Regions from separate parts of the Homo sapiens genome. Here regions 2 and 3 are each linked to region 1. The links are chromatin contacts, found by Hi-C or POLR2A ChIA-PET in ENCODE. All regions are on one chromosome and are shown on one strand. The core of a region is the stretch at or near the end of the contact, and the rest is flanking DNA. Distances in the headings are between cores, read along the strand shown. Region 1 holds the start of PTBP3 (polypyrimidine tract binding protein 3). Region 2 holds the start of ZFP37 (ZFP37 zinc finger protein). Region 3 holds the start of ZNF483 (zinc finger protein 483).

Evidence for each region. A loop is a pair of places that touch in the nucleus more often than their neighbours do. ChIA-PET counts read pairs that join two places held with the same protein, here RNA polymerase II (POLR2A). Pooled maps may share reads with other maps.
Region 2: a map of ascending aorta shows a loop between it and region 1 (6-fold over the local background). The contact joins the promoter of ZFP37 here to the promoter of PTBP3 in region 1. A Hi-C loop is called at or near these places in 1 of 168 maps with a recorded cell type or tissue (ascending aorta) and 5 of 50 pooled maps. POLR2A ChIA-PET finds 5 or more read pairs at or near these places in 1 of 52 experiments (A549).
Region 3: a map of CD4-positive, alpha-beta memory T cell shows a loop between it and region 1 (19-fold over the local background). The contact joins the promoter of ZNF483 here to the promoter of PTBP3 in region 1. A Hi-C loop is called at or near these places in 1 of 168 maps with a recorded cell type or tissue (CD4-positive, alpha-beta memory T cell) and 7 of 50 pooled maps. POLR2A ChIA-PET finds 5 or more read pairs at or near these places in 1 of 52 experiments (T-cell).

What each region holds. Positions count from the first base shown.
Region 1 is chr9:112,332,164-112,334,975 of GRCh38, forward strand. It overlaps PTBP3 (polypyrimidine tract binding protein 3), which reads right to left and starts at 1,456. Exons shown (of 14, transcript NM_001163788.4): 1 at 1,307-1,456. RefSeq lists silencers at 821-1,310, 1,461-1,780 and an enhancer at 1,530-2,500.
Region 2 is chr9:113,055,368-113,058,236 of GRCh38, forward strand. ZFP37 (ZFP37 zinc finger protein) reads right to left here and starts at 1,357. Exons shown (of 4, transcript NM_003408.3): 1 at 1,190-1,357. The coding sequence starts at 1,321. RefSeq lists an enhancer at 988-1,557.
Region 3 is chr9:111,523,409-111,526,486 of GRCh38, forward strand. ZNF483 (zinc finger protein 483) reads left to right here and starts at 1,771. Exons shown (of 6, transcript NM_133464.5): 1 at 1,771-1,854. RefSeq lists a silencer at 1,674-2,023 and enhancers at 2,124-2,323, 2,435-2,934.

The sequences.
Region 1 (2,812 bases), core at 206-2,705:
TACCCAAAAAAGTTATAATTTTAAGAAATTTTTTGAAGCTTCAATCAAATAAAAATAAAGAACATCACAATCATGAATAAAATCTAAAACTCCACTTTGATGTCTGTAGCAGTGTGCAATCTGCATTCAAATGAATCAATCCGAAATGTCATATACACTTAATATTGTGAAACTAAAATAAATGAAATCTAATGAGGTCAAAAGCTGTTGGAAGATTTCATCTTCAAATAGCATATCATCAACTGTATGGCAACATGTGAACGACTTTTACTGTTCTAGCAAGTTGCATATATTCCACAACCTCACAGAAATCTTGTCATCAAAAGTAGGTAACAAGCTAAAAAAAACCTCAAATACATAATGGGAATAAACCGAGTTGGAGATTTTTTTTTAATCCGTAGGTACAGATACTACAACCTTCAATTAATTCACCAAAATCCTAACATAGTTGTTACTTTAATTACCAAAATATGTCAAGTCCCACCCCATATCCCTGAGTCCCCAGAGAACAGTTTATATACATAGACTCTAAATCTTTTTATTTTGGTCACGGACCCCCATTAAATTTTTGAGCATTTGAAATGCCCCCGAAAATCGCTCGTACATCATATTTTACATACACGGGCAGATAATTCATTAAGTTTCTTGGGGAGAGAGAAAGGTGAGGGGGAAGCGTCCATGGTCACTAAGTCCAGACCCCTGGTGTCGAGAAAGCGTTAACGTATCTCACAGCACAAGTCGGGAGACCTCGGCCAAGTCCCGCGGCGGCCCTGGGACCCCGCGTGGGACCATGGCTTGCGACCAGGTCGCCGCCCAGACGTGTACCGACGCGTGCACCCGCCGTCGGCCGCTCGCCCCACCTCGCCGGTAAACAGCAACTCCCCCGGCAGGAGGACGCCCGCCCCGCGCGCCGCCTCCGCCTCCCCCAGCGCCGCGCACCATTTTCTGAGAGGAAGTGTCGGGAGGCCGAGCTGGGCTCCCCGGACTCGGGGCGCGGAGGGCGGACCTCGGCACCGCGGCCGGACCGGGCTTTCCTCTGCTCCCGGGTGTGTCGAGTAAGGCTAGGAAGCAGCGGACGTGTCCGGGGCGCCGCGTGGGGAAAGGAGAGCCTGCGGCGGACGGCAACTCCGCGATTCCGGGATCCCCACCGAGACGCCCGGAAGCCCCGCCGTCGGGCTTGGCCGGGGCCGCTCCTCCGGCCGCCGGCGCCGCGCACTGCTCCCCAGCCCTTACGCGTCCCGCGGAGAGCCGGGTGGAAGCGGCGCCAAGGCAACCCGGTGCGGCCGCCGCGCCGCCTAGTACTTACCCATCCATGGCCCAGATGGAGGCGCGCACAGAGCAGGGACTGACGGGCTAACCGCGAGCAGAGGAAGCAGGCGGCGGCAGCAGGGCGGTTCCGGGGACAAGCGAGCTTTGGCTCTGCGGAGCCCCGGCCGGTCCGAGGTGGAAGGAGAGTGGGAACAGGGGCGGGGACCGGGCACGCTCCCGCCACCGCCGCGCCCCCGCCTTCCCCACCCCGCGAGCGCGTCCCCGCCTAGCCCGACCCCGCCCCCTCACCGTCCCCGCCCTCCCTCGGGGCCCGCCCCTGCGCTCGCGCCCACCCTCGCCCCGCTGGCAGCCGGCCTCCGGCTCAGCTCTGGGGCGCCCTCTTCCCGCGGTCGCTGTAAGACCCCGCCTCTCGGCCCCTCGGCCCGGCGCGCGCGCGCGCCCCCAGCCTCCCTCCTGCGTTCGCGGGAGCGCGCGCCTTGTGCTTCCCGCTCCGCCGCGCACCCCGCCCGCCCTCCCGCGGCCCCGCGGGCCTTCCGGCTTCGCAGACCGGGCCTGCCAGGTTTGAATGCCTCCCTCTGCCGGCAGGAAAAGCTATGGGGACCTGACTCCCAAGAGTAGGAAGGAATGTCCCACAAGGACCCCAGAAACGAGGTGGAATTGCCCCGGGTGCGCGAGGCTGTAGATGACACGTCCAGGGACCAGCCTCTGGCAGCCCGGCGCTGGAGTCGACCGCTGGGACCGACACCAGCCCCATAGGTGTGGCTGGGACGATGAATGAGGTGAAAGAGGCTGCCCGGACTGGAATTTGTATACAATTTAAGTATCTGAGTGCATTTCGACCTAACCGTCTAGTATTGAATTTATATGAAAAATTCATTGTACAAACATGGAATGGCTATATTCCCAGCATTTTTTAAAAGTTTACTCATTATTCCCTTTTTTCAGATGAAAATACATATACAAAGAGAGTGATTTGCTCACAGTTTCACAACCAGGAAACGTTTGCACCAGAGCCCTTCCCTCTGGTCTGAGCAAAAAGTATATATATAATATAACGAGTGACAACACGCTTGCTTTTTTCCCTTTTTAGTGAGAAATTGAGTACTTTTTCAACTCACAGATCACCAAAATGTAACCCCCTAAACTGTTAAGCCAAATTCTTAACCTACTGAGTAAAAAAGAGCGGGGCTCCTCCCCGTGGCTTCGTCATTTGAAAAGCAACTAACAAGAACCTCAAACATCTATCCTTGCTAATTTCCTGCTTTCAGATCAGTAGGTGCTGCTAAAAAGATCTAAACTGTGGACTCATTCATCATTCAGTCAGTATTAACCTACTATGTGCCGGGCACTGCATGAATACACAAGAAAATCAGGTTCCAGCCGTCACTGTTGAATGGATTCTTCAGTCCGTTTATGTATATTTTTGACATACAACTTTTCAAATAGGTAGAGTAATTCGGTGAGGTAATTCTTAAAGTCCTGTATCTAACCTCAGTCCCCTTCCAAAATGTCAAATACATTTTGTTTTGTATATTAAATCTAA
Region 2 (2,869 bases), core at 107-2,606, 720 kb after region 1:
TGTCTGGAATAATTTTATTTGTTTATATTTTATGATATCTTTCATATTTCTATAATGTAAGTCATTGAGGGAGGGATTCTGGTTTTGTTTCCTGGTGTGTCTCCAGCATTTAAAACATTCCCTGGTTTTGAGGACAAAGCAGGGACTGCAAAACAACAACACCAAACAAATAAAATAAAAAATACCCCCTGGCATAAAATAAATGCTCATCTTACAGACTGTTCCTACTGTTCCTGCAAGTTTTCAATCACTGACACCCAAATACTCCCCAATCACTAACCTTCACAAACTTCTCCCAATTATGGATCTCTGCAAGTTCCCAACTATCACTCTCCACAGAACAATCATTAACCTCCACAGATCTCCAATCACTGACCACCAAAGAACCCTCAATCATTAAATGCAGCAATCCCCTCAAACTCCTGACCCCCTTAGACTTCTAGTCACAGAATCATAGAGGATCTTCAATCATTAATTCCTACTAATCACCTCATTACTCAAAGCACAGTTATTACTGCTAGACACCACCTAATTATTGACCTGCATACATCCCCAATTACCTTTTCTCCCCAGATGACATACAAATCATCTACCATCCCCAGAGACACCTCAACATTGACTCCCCAAACTCCAACAGTCATATTCCCCCCTCACTGGCCCCCCGATTCCTCCATTACCCACTGACCCTCAAAGATACTGCTAATCAAACTTCCACAGACATCACCGTCACTGACTCCCAAGCCCCAATCTCTGATGCTCCCAGATGCTCCCAATCACTGAATTTCCCAAATCCTAACACTGACCCTCTTTGATAACCCAGGCTCTAACCACCACAGGCACCCATAATCGCTGGCTCCCATAGACATCCCAAACCGCCAACCCCCACGGTCCTTCCCTATCTCTGACACATCACAAAGCCTCCATTTCTGATCTCCTTCCAAACTCCGACACTCGGTGACTGCCACAGACGCCTCCCCATCATTGTCTCTGCAGATCCCTCCTAATACTGATATCCTAAAGCCAAATCATTAACCCCACAGATAACTCAGAACACCGACCTCCCAAAAGACCATCTAGCATCGATTCCACCAATTCCCAAATCACCTATCGTCACAGACTACTCCAATCACTGCCCCGCAAGTACACCATCTCTGACCGCCAAAACACCCTGTCTCATCACAGCTCTCACCGCGGCGCTGGCCTCGGGCTCGGACACAGCCATCTCCAGTGGTCGCCCGGCCTCTTTGGTCGTTTCCGCACTTCTCCTCCGGTCCACGGTCTCTGGCTTTGTCAGAATCTGGACGCCGCTGGAGACCGACATGGCGGCTACCCGGAGGGCGGCCTTAGCGGGTCCGGCAGCCGCGATGGCGGCGCCCTTCGGTAATAGCGCACGGGCGCGGCCATCTTGGCAAACACTCAGCCGTACAGCGGAAGTGCGGGGACTTCTGGGACAATTAGATCGGGAGGTGGAAGCTGGCGAGGGCGTTACTTGCAGGATGCAGGAGTGATGCGATCAGAGCCAGCCGGAACCGAGTTCCGTTACGCACTACAGGACTGACCTGGGCCTGACAACCCACTGCCGGAGTTCGGATCGCATCACTGCCGGAAGATATTTTACAGAATTTGGAATTGCTTTTCCGAATACATGTCAGTGCGGCCAGCGGCTAGAAGTCCGGGAATCACAACGCTTAGTGCGGACTTTAGAAAGGCAGGATGCGAGAAATTGGAAGCATAACGGAGAAAAGCCTGATCGAACAAATAACATTATTTTATAGGGAGAGGACGTTAATCTTTGAGATATACGATAAATCTTTTCATATATAGTATAAGAACAATAAGAAAAACTGAAACAGAAACTTAAGTAAACACACCACTCCTCCGTGAGAGCCCGGGTTTGGTGAAGATATTTCACCAGAATAATCAAGCACTTGGAGAAATAATTCCTTAATGCGCCATTTCATGCATTAATTGCATTCATTGAATATGTGCAGGTTAGGTGCTGCGCTATGCAAGGTACTGGAAAAAGAGTGGAGAGGGGTAGGGATGATGTAAGTCCAGAGTCCAAAGGCCAGAAAACCAGGGTCTCCAATGTCAAAAGGCAGAAGATGAATGTCCCAGCTCAAGAAAAAAGAAAAGGTGGGAGGGAAGTGGGGATACTTAACGGGTTTTTAAAAAAAAAGAAAAGAAAGAAGGAATAAGACCTAGTATTTGATAGCACTACAGGTGTATATATCCAATAATAATTTAGTTGTACATTTCGAAATAACAAAGTATAAATGGATTGTAACACAGAAGATAAATGCTTGAGGGGATAGATACCCCATTTTCCATGATGTGATTATTGCACTGTGCATGCCTGTATCAAACTACTTCATGTACCCCATAAATATACTCACCTACTATGTACCCACAAAAGTTAAAGATTAAAAAAAAATAGAAAAGAGGATTCACCCTTCCTTTTCCTTTTTGTCCTTTCAGGCCCTCAGTGGATTAGGTGGTGGCCACCCACATTGGTGGGGGCTTTTTTATTCAGTTTGCTAATTCAAATGCTAATCTTTTCCCAGAAACACACTAACAAACCCAGAAACAATGTTTCACCAGTTTTCTGGGCATCCTTTAGCCCAGTCAAGTTGACCGATAAAATTAACCATCACCCTAACCATGATATACACAGACTTCCAGGTTACAGAATCTGTGAGATAATAGGTTTGTGATACTTTAATCCACTAAAGCTGGTGATAATTTGTTATCCAGCAATACTAAACTAAGGACTCAGTGAAGACTGAAAAATAATTGATGGCTTGAAATTACTCTTCACCTACTTAAGACACGGCCCCCTACACTGTGTTCCTGACAGAGTATTCTTTGA
Region 3 (3,078 bases), core at 521-3,020, 810 kb before region 1:
TAAAGCTTGAGTAAGCTTTACTAAGTAAAGTGCCTCTGACTTGCCTGGTTAAAATAATGAGCCAATAGACATTTCCTATTCCTTTGCCTTCTCCAGCTTCTTCCTGATGCGTCTAAAGCCAGCCAAGGGGAGGTGGGTAAAGGAGAATATGCCATGGGACTCGGGACTGAGAAAACTTTTGTCTTCATTCTCAGCCCTGTTTCTTTTTTTTCTCTTTTTTTTTTTTTGAGACGGAGTTTCACTCGTTACTCAGGCTAAAGCGCAATGGCCTGATCTCAGCTCTTCACAACCTCCACCTCCCGGATTCAAGTGATTCTCCTGCCTCAGCCTCCCGAGTAGCTGGGATTATAGGCATGTGCCACCACACCTGGCTAATTTTTTGTATTTTTAGTAGAGACAGGGTTTCTCCGCGTGGGTCAGGCTGGTCTCAAACTCCCGACCTCAGGTGATCCACCCGCCTCAGCCTCCCAAAGTGCTGGGATTACAAGCATGAGCCACCGCGCCCGGCCATTCTCAGCCCTGTCTCTTCAGCTTGACTTGCTGCCTGTGATAAGCCCACTCCTTTTGAGAGGAGTGGTTCATTTAGTTGAGCTTGCTCTGCCCTTTTGAAGTCTCAGGGCCTTGAATCACCTTGCTCCTTCAGTCTAGAATGAATCTAGTCTTTCTCTCCTAACTCCACCCCTTCAGGGATCATCCAGTTATTAGAACCCTCCAAACAATTTTTCTGGAGTTCTTTGGCCCTTTTTGCAATGCCCCCAATAATCCATGCAAATACTCATTCATAAGCTCAACAAATATCTATTGAGTGCCTGCCATGGGCCAAGTCCTGTTCCAGGACCTAAACACACAACCTAGAACAAATGAAATAAAAATACTTACTCTTCTGAAATTAGTATTCTACTGGAGAAGGCGGACAAGTAGTAAAAAAAAAAATTAACAAACCTATAGGGCATGTTAGAAGAGGAAACAAGAGTAAGGTGGGATTCCTATTTAAGTGGAATGGTGGGAGAGCTTCATTGAGAAGACCTGAAGGGATGAGAGAGCGGGCCGTATGGCCACTTAGGGAAGGAGCAGGTCAGCCGGAAGTACCTGGCAGGTTACAAGAAGAGGAAGGGGTCTATCAAGATTGGAGCAGGAAAGTGGGGAAGAGGTGCGGGAGGTTACAGGGGCTAGATTCCATCAGGCCTTGTAGGCCACTATAAAGACTTGGGTTTTAACTCTGAGTGAAATGGGAAACCATTGCAGGGTTTTAAGCAAAGGAGGGTCATAATTTGACGTTTTTAAAACGTCCGTCTGGCTGTGGAGAATAGCCAAGAGAAGTAAGGTATAATCAAGAAGCTATTGCAATAATCCAGGTGAGCCATGAGGGTGGACTGGACCATGGGGGCAGGTGTGGAAGTCATAAGATTAATATGTGTTTAACTCAAGTTGTGGCATTAATTATGGCTTGCATTAAATGCATCGGTAATATGCTTCTGCGGTGGATTTTTCCACCTTAGATTTCAGGGAATGGAAGTGATGGGAGCGGGTAGGGAAGGTCTGAGGTTACTAAACAGATGGAGCCTCCTGGATCTGCAAACCTCATACGATTCTAGGCCTCTGAGCCTCTGGCGCAGCAATAATTCTGCAGCCGAGCCCACTAGCCGCTTCCCAGTGACCATGCGCAACAGGCAGGTGGGAGCCTATGGAAAGCGCGGACTTTCGGAAAGCTGCACGAGCGCGTTCGGGGAGTCCGGTTCAGCGCCTCTGCGCAGGCGCAGTGGTTCCCGCAGGCTTGCGCGCGCACTCGCTGCGGGACAAGCTTCTGGAAGCTCTTTGCGGTGGCGTTGGTGCTGTTTGCGGATGCTGATGCAGGTACTGGTCGTCCCGGGCCCCGAGTTTCGGGGCCGTGGCCGGGTCGCCGGCTCCGAGGGCGCACTTGGGGCGGGATGGGGGCCGGGAGCAGCCTACCAACGGGCTGTGCGCTGCGCTGCTGCTGCTTCTGTGGGAGGTGCGCACTCCGCTGCGGGATGGGGCTGTTGGCTTCCCTCCATCCCTCCCTGCGCCACTTGGGCACTGTTGACATTTTGGGCGGGATAATGCCTTGTTTTGTTTGTGGTGTGGCGGTGAGGGGGAGGCTCTCCCGTTGTGGCAGGATGTTTAACAGCGTCACTGGTTCTGCCCGTTAGATAACAGTACCACCTCTCGTCCTAGTCGAGCTAACCAAAAATGTGTCCAGACATTGCCAGAGGACCGCTGGGGGGTGAAATCTCTCCTTTTTTCTTCCCTCTGGTTGAGATCCTCTGGCTGCGTCACATTTTCACCGGGCCTCCTATGTAAACTCCCTGTAGACGGAGCCGAGTGTCTTAGTCATCGCGGAGCCCCAGGTGCTCAGCACGGCGCCAGGTACGTGGTGGGCGCCTAATATTTGGCAGAGGAATAAATGACGTCATGCTGCTGTGTGCCGGGCGCTGTACTCGGAAGTGGGTTGTTATTGGTATGGTAGTTGCAATGCGAGGCTGTCACATCCTTCACTTGTCGCATTGTAGTCCCGCTCCGGCTGTATTGTCATTTCCTGGACCCTCTGTGAGCGTGAGGACCCTTTCAGGCCTGTCCACGCCTGGCCCCGCAGCTCATGGCCCCTGGTCTCGTTCCAGCTCATTGTAGTTGCTCCGTCACTTATAGAATGAATGAATGAATGCAACACAGGGCAGTCTGTGTGCAAAGGAGTGCTTTGGGATCAAGCAGAGCATCACACCAGAAGTGACAGTTGAAAGGAGTCAGGCTTTAAAGACGAATAAAAGTTTGGTAGGAGAAAGAAAGCAACATTCCGAGGAGAGGGAATAGCCTTGGTGCAAAGGCTAGGAGAGTATGTAGAGAGAGAGGAGATACTAATTTATGGCTGTAGTGTCAATCGGGTAGCTAGAGCTCAAGAGGTGAGGTCATCAGACAGTGTCTCTAGATCACAATGCCATGGTCCCTGCATGTGAACTTTATCGAGAGACAGTTCGGTGGCTGGTGAGGGACTGTAAGCCGGGGAGTGATAAGATCATATTTTGCATGTTAGAAGGAATTTTTTGGCCACAGTGTGAGACTGGA